Regions from separate parts of the Homo sapiens genome. Here regions 2 and 3 are each linked to region 1. A link is a loop called in an ENCODE intact Hi-C map of the cell type or tissue named here. Cell type or tissue: mammary epithelial cell. All regions are shown on one strand.

What was found. Peaks named below come from ENCODE experiments on the same cell type or tissue, not always from the same donor. Only the 100,000 strongest peaks of a DNase experiment are listed, where the experiment ranks them.
Region 2: a loop joins it to region 1, with 6 times the contacts of the local background. A loop is called at or near these places in 18 of 110 quality-filtered maps.
Region 3: it touches region 1 in a loop (18-fold over the local background); 54 of 110 quality-filtered maps call a loop at or near these places.

What each region holds. Positions count from the first base shown.
Region 1 is chr4:142,719,305-142,721,804 of GRCh38, forward strand. The region is part of intron 2 of INPP4B (inositol polyphosphate-4-phosphatase type II B); the gene reads right to left. Among named protein-coding and RNA genes, the nearest start is that of INPP4B, 130 kb to the right of the region's middle. In mammary epithelial cell, a CTCF peak has its summit at 1,035 (motif pointing left); a DNase peak (open chromatin) is centred at 757; H3K27ac peaks cover 1,968 bases.
Region 2 is chr4:142,281,945-142,284,444 of GRCh38, forward strand. All of the region lies in intron 9 of INPP4B (inositol polyphosphate-4-phosphatase type II B), which reads right to left. Among named protein-coding and RNA genes, the nearest start is that of INPP4B, 560 kb to the right of the region's middle. In mammary epithelial cell, a CTCF peak has its summit at 1,099 (motif pointing right); no DNase peak of the experiment used is centred here.
Region 3 is chr4:142,125,846-142,128,345 of GRCh38, forward strand. All of the region lies in intron 18 of INPP4B (inositol polyphosphate-4-phosphatase type II B), which reads right to left. Among named protein-coding and RNA genes, the nearest start is that of IL15, 490 kb to the left of the region's middle. In mammary epithelial cell, a CTCF peak has its summit at 1,252 (motif pointing right); no DNase peak of the experiment used is centred here.

The DNA.
Region 1 (2,500 bases):
TTGGCCAATACTACAATTTTCTTATTTTTTATTTTTTGAGACAGGGTCTTACTTTGCCACCCAGGCTGGAGTGTAGTGGTGTGACCACGGCTCCCTGCTGCCTCAACCTCTCGGGGGTTAGGTGATCCTCCCACCTCAGCCTCCTGAGTAGCTAGGACTACAGGTGCCCGTCACATGCCCAGCTAATTTTTGTATTTTTAGTAAAAATGGGGTTTCGCGATGTTGCCCAGGCTGGTCTCAAATTCCTGGCCTCAAGTGATCTGCACGCCTCGGCCTCCCAAAGTGCTGGGATTACAGGCATGACCCATTGAACCCAGCCTATAATTTTCTTATTAATTTCTGAAAAAAATGAGATACTTTTACTAATTCTTAAAAACTAAAAAATTATATGTACTATAATCCATGGAAAATATCATTTTTTCTTATTTCTAGATGATGTTGTCAACTCATGAGCAAACATTCATAATACTCTATGGCATCTATCCAAAAGTTGAGTACCTTGTAACAACTGAACAGAGATCCATGAAAGTTTAGAAATTATTAAGGAAAAAAATTAAAGATAGAATTTACTAAGTAAAAAGGGCACAGATGTGGATGCCGAAAAATTAATACTACACAATCTTCTGATGGGCTATAGCACCAAATGCTGTTACAAAAACAGAATGAAACAAAACCAAAGCACAAATACCCATCCAATGATGGCATAAATGAATCATAAAGTATCAAAGCAGAAGTTTAGAGCTCTGGCATCAGGTACAATTCCTGACAAATTACTCAAGTTCACCCATAATTCGTCATTGTCATCTCAATGATACAGAGAATACTGGAAGTAAAAATAACTTGTTACATGTGAACAGAAACTGGTTTAGAAAATAATTCAAAAATATTTTATGCCTGCACTCCTACTCTTTGTACGGCAAAAAAAATAGTTCTTAAACTTTCAAATTAAGTACCTACTATTCTCAGGTAAGATGTTCTAATGAAGTATCATTTTTTATTGTTAGCAAATTAAGGTCACAGGACCCCTAGGAGGTTGCTGCTGACATCTAGTGGCATACTTTTTAAAACATCAAATTCATTAAAAATATAGAGAGCTATCCCTCATTACCCAGTGGGGTATGGTTCCAGGTTTCCTCTTTCCCAATGTACCAGAATATGCGGATGTTCAAGTCCCTTATATAAAACGGCATAGTCTTTGCACATAACCTATGCACATCCTCCCAGACACTTTATATCATCTCTAGATTATAATACCTACTACAGTGTAAACGCTATATAAATAGTTGTTTTACTGCATTGTCTTTTAATTTGTATTATTTTTTATTGTCTGTTTTTTTTTCCAAATATTTTTGATTCCCAGTTGGTTGAATCTATGGATGTGGAACCCATTAATATGAACAGCCAACTGTATATGTGTATATATATACATATATATATATATATACATATATATATAATCTCTCTCTCTCTCTCTCTCTCTCTCTCTCTCTCTCTCTCTCTCTCTCTATATATATATATATATATAGTTTTCTTATTTTTTATTTTTTGAGACAGGGTCTTACTTTGTCACCCAGGCTGGAGTGCATCTCGTGTGTGTGTGTGTGTGTGTGTGTGTGTGTGTGTATGATTTTCAGCATCATATATATAGAGAGAGAGAAAGAGAAGAACAAACATACATTTATGTTCAAGCGTGTACTTGCAAAATCTAGTGGACATGTTACCAATTATTTGTAGCCCAGATCACTTTGTCTTCAATGATGTGATTCTCCTTCCAAAGTAATCTTAGTGCTGCAAAACCAGAAATAAAAATGAGCAGATCTGCTAAAGCCTTAAAGGAACCAATTCCCTCAAAGACTTTAGTCTTTTACTGGGAATTGCCAATTCTCTGAGAGCCCCAATTCCCAAAGGCTTCTCCCCAAACCCAATAGGCCTAATTTCTTTTCAGCTTTCCAAATAACCATGACCCTACTCCATTTCCATACCTGGCATTTAAGTACTTTTAGGATCTTAGCCTAGAGAGACTCCACTATAGAGCAGAGTATATGCTCTTGCACAAAAATGCTTTTGTTGGGTAGGGCAGGTTAGATTTTTCTGCAATGATGTATGGAGTGGCACAAAGCCAGTAAGTGATAAAATTAAGCTGTCTCCCTTTGGTGAAGAGAATGTGTTCCTACAGTGGTGTTATAAATTAGTTGATTGGAATTTAGATTTTATTCTTATTAAAACGATGTCATAAGGCCGGGCGCTGTGGCTCACGCCTGTAATCCCAGCACTTTGGGAGGCCGAGGCGGGTGGATCATGAGGTCAGGAGATCGACACTATCCTGGCTAACACAGTGAAACCCCGTCTCTACTAAAAATACAAAAATTAGCCGGGCGTGGTAGCGCGTGCCTGTAGTCCCAGCTACTTGGGAGGCTGAGGCAGGAGAATTGCTTGAACCCGGGAGGCAGAGATTGCAGTGAGCCGAGATCGCGCCACTGCACTCCGGCCTGGGTGACAG
Region 2 (2,500 bases), 440 kb before region 1:
TACAAATATTTATTAAGCACTTACTAGTACTATTAAACGCTAATCCATGCACAATAATGTAACAGAACAAAATTCTCTGCCCGCATGGAACTTATATTCTAGTGATAAACAAATGTGATATGTCAAAATATGACAAGTGCCATGGAGAAAAATTAAGCAGGGTAAAAGGTGGATGAGTGCTGTGTTGGGGCTGCTACTTTGTTTTCAGTGGTTGGGAAAGGCTTTTTAATAAGATGACATTTGAACACACACCTAAAGTGTAAAGAAATGAGTCATACATCCTTCTTGGGGCAAGATTTTTGCAGAAAGAAGCAGATGATCCCAAAGCCTTGAAGTGAATCCTGGTTACCCTATTTGAGAAACAGCAAAGATGCCAATGTGGCTAAAGCTAGATAGGTGGGGAAGAAAGGACTAGAAGACCAAATCAGATGGGTATGTATTAGTTCTCCATTGCTACATAACAAATTTCCATAAACCCACTGACCTAAACTCTGACTGGACTTATTATCTCACAGTTTCTATAAATCAAAAGTCCAGTCAGAGTCCTCTGCTCAGGGCCTAACAAGGTTGAAATCAAGATATAGGCTGGAATGCAGTCTTAGAAAAATCCACGTTATAACTAATTCAGCTTGTTGGTAGAACTTATTTTCTTGTGGCTTTAAGACTGAGGTTCGCATTTTCTTGTTGGTTATCAGGATAACACTCAGTCTCAAGGCCATTCTTGCCATAAGGCCCTCCACATTGGCAGTTCACATGGTGGTTTGCCTCCTCAAGGTCAGAATTTCCATCTCCAGTCTGCTAAGACACTATTATGCATGGTTATCCCAGCCACCTGTGTATAATTACAGGCAGCATATATTCACGGTGCAACCTGTAATCAAGGGGCGGGTGTTATGTAGAGCAGCTGCACCAGGGGCTGAGAATCTTGGGGAACATCTTAGCATTCTGATTACCACAGCAATGGGGAGTGAGATGATGTAGAGCTCTATAGAAAACACTGTAAGACCTTTGCCTTTTACTTTGAGTGAGGTCAAATAATCAACAGAAGATTTTGAACTGACAAGTTTTAGACACAACTTGGGCTGCAATATGGAAAATAAACTGTAGGGGGCAGAGAGGATCATGAAGATGAGTTTGGAGAAATTAGGAGGAAGAGGAGATGTATCCGATTTTAGTTTTATTTTTAAGGTAGAGCTAATAAGATACTGTGACTGACTGGCTATAGAGAATATGAGAAAGAGGAATCAGAGACTACATGGATTTTTCCCTCAACAATAGGAAGGGTAGCATTGCAATTTCCTACATGGGGAGATGGTGAGGACAAACAGAATTTGGGGACATGGTGGGCAGCAGGCAGGAATGAGGAGCTCAGTTTAGCAGATTTTAAATTTGAGACACTTATTTAGTGTTCAATTATCATTAGGTCGTTGGATATTAGAGTCAGGAGTTCAAGGAATTGGCCAAGGCTAGAGCTATAAGAACAGTCATGCGTTGCTAGATGACAGAATATATTCTAAGAAATATGCCATTAGGCAATTTTGTCCTTGTGTGAATGTCATAGAGTGTACTTACATAAACCTAGATGATATAGTCTGCTACTCACCTAGGCTATATGGGATAGCCTTTTGCTCCTAGGCTAAAAAGCTGTACAGCACGTTACTGTACTGAATACTATGGGCAATTATAACACAATGGTTAGTACTTGTGTACCTAAACATGGAAAAGGCAGAGCAAAAATATGGTGTTATAATCTTATGGAACCACCATTGGTTGTATATGCAGTCTGTCATTGACCAAAACATCATTATGTGATGCATCGCATATAGGAATCATCAGAATACAGATGACATTAAAAGCTTTAAGACTAGATGGAAGAAAGTGAATGAAGAGTGAAGAGGAGACTTTTCATCCTAAACTGAGGTATAGGACCCTTTAACATTTATAGGTGATAGTGATGAGGAGCAACCAGCAAAAGAAACAGAGAAGAAATGACCACAGGAAAATGAAGTCTGGTGTCCCAGATAACAAGGGAAGAATAGGTTTTGAGGAGTGAGCAATTGATCCACTGGGCAGATATCCCAAGGAAGAGGAACACTGACAATTATCCTTTGGATTTAGCAATATGGAGCCATTACTGATCATGACAAATGCTGTTTAGCTGCTAAAGTAATAGGAATGAAAACCTGATGAGAATAGATTCAAAAGACAATCAGAGGAGGGAGGCAAAGTAGACATAGTTCTTACTCTGGTTCTGCTATAAAGAGGACCAGAGAAATGGGACATAAGTTAGAAAGATAAACAGGAGATTTGATGGCATTTTTTAACGCTGATACACATGATCTAGCAGAGAAAATAATTTATGATGCAAAAGAAAAATGACATAAGTGCTGGAATAATGTTCTCAAATAAGTGAGAAGAGATAGAATCTAAAACACTAGACAGAAGACGAGTTGACTTTAGAAACGAAAAGGGAGTTTTTGTATAATAACAGGAAGAAAGG
Region 3 (2,500 bases), 590 kb before region 1:
TGCCTAGCATATAGTAAATATTCAATAAGTTTTAATTGAATGAGAAAAGTTACAATAAATATAAAAAGTTTTAAAGATATAGACAAGTTTAAGTAAGTCAAGTTTTGGGTAGTATTTGGGATTCAAATAGCTGTTCTTCAAATGAGGATGCAAAATTGAGACCATTTGTGCTATTTGTATGTCTAGATTTCTAACAGGCATCAATTATATAATTATGACTTTGGTATGATATAGAAACAATTTATGTTCTGTTTCAGTTAATTTGGAGATCAAAGCCCTGGCAAATGTTAACTATCATAAATTCTTGACCGTGTGACATTCCATTAATATATAAATAAATTAATGGGTGACAAATACGATTTGATATGAATGAGTGCATGCTGCGAAATTAATTATAAAGCAGGAACTGAAATGATATGATCTCCTCATCATAAAAGTGCAAGCATCATTGTGAGTAATGTGAGTGGTAAATAATCAGTTAAGACCTTGAAAGAGTGACAGAGAATAATAAAAAGAATCACAATCACTATCGTACCATGTCTACTGTCACTTATTTATTTTATGTTGTGGTATAATAGACTAGATGAAATAAACCCAAAGGGTTGAAAGGATAATTAATGGCCCCAACATAATAAAAAGATACATTCTTAGTAATACTCTATGAAATGCCTATGTGATGTCATAATGTAAAATACATTAGAATGTTAGAAATTATTTTAAAAATATTGTAGATGTACATGCTATTATGAGGATAAAAAGCATAAAGAAAGAGGAATGCAACAGAGCCCTATTAATGCATGATCATTTAATATTGGACAAACTTATAGGCAGCCTAGAATAAAATGTGAACAATGGTTCAATTTAAACAAGCATTGGTTAACTGTTGATTCTTATGTCATTGTCATGTGTAAAAGGGAAAATAGAGGTACACTGAACTTTTTTTTCATAATAAGAGATACATCAATAGATACCAAGAATGAATATCCTATATTCCTATTTTTTCATATTTGCATTTTTATCTCCTGTTCTCTCCCTTTATTTAATTGTTGTTCTCAATATGAATGGGTAGACTAATAGACACAGGGAAACACTAGAAAAAACTTCAATAAATTAACCCAGATGTAAATTTTAAACGATAACAGACTGAAAACTGCTTTTGTTCTGTGCTTAGCTCTGTAGAGATTTGTTTCTACTAGAGAATTCCCAAACATAAAATACATCTTCTGTGCAGTAGGTGGCGCTGCTTAATCAGGCTGAAGCAGAACTACTTTGCACTTACTGCATTCAAGTAACTGATTTTTACTTTGTACGCAGTTGTATAGTTCCCAAACAGCATGTACTTATTGTTTAAGCATCTTGCATGGTACTATACTGAATCAACTGGTCAATACTTTATATGATTTTTCTAGTTAGAAAATTTAAAAAATAACTTAAGTGACCACATTTGTTTTCTTGCAAGACATTAAGTGACAATTCTAATTAAATATTTGTTTCTCTAAAAAGTATTTAAAGGAGAAAACTTTGCAGATTGTCTCATTAGCATAAGGATAGTTGCTTTATTCACTTCCATCTTCACTTATTTAACCAGTTGATTCTTAATTATAAATTACAATCAGATGACAAAAAAAACAACACCAAAACAAGTCTGGTTTCCAGTTTCACTAGATTGGAAGTGGAAACCCAGGATAAAAGGAACACACAACATTCTAAACCTAGGAACAGTGTTACATACTTCTGATACTAACAATATTCCAGTGTCTCTATTTTGCATAATTATATATACTTTTTATGGCTAAAATATCAGGACAATGACAATATCGGAAAGCATTAATTATGAATGAGAAAATTACAAGTTTGTGAGCAAGGTAATATGTCTTTAAAATAGTAGTAAGCCTTCTATGGAGGAACATAAGTGAAAAAGCTAAAAATACATTTTTTTTCTAGAAAAGAAACAATTTAAGTTGAGCAGATAATGGAAAATTGTACTGGAAAATTCCAATGCCAATGACTCCAGGTTTTCTTCTCTGTTAATATGCAGTCAGTGTAAATCTCAGGTTCTGAAATAAACACAGTGGCTACGACAGGCCAAAGCAAAGCCAAAGTCAGTTCATAAATGGCCTTTTTGCTCCAATGAACATCCCAAATCATTCTCACAAAGGAAAAATAAATGCTTTAGTCTTTTGCTTTAAAATATGTTTTGGGGAAAATTAAAAAAAACCCAAGCTTCAGCTCTTGACAGTTTTCAGACTTGTCACTTGCCCCTCACCTTTATGTCTCTCTATACCTTACAGTTTACATGGTGTTTATTTGGTCCTCCTGATAAAGATGAAGGTAGTATTCATTCATATATAAATATATATATGTGTGTGTGTGTGTGTATGTATATACACATATATATACGTGTGTGCACACACACATACACACAATCTTAGTTGAAACTTGAAAAAACTAAACTCAGAAGAGTGGATGTGTGTATTTCAGGATTTCGTACTTTTATACA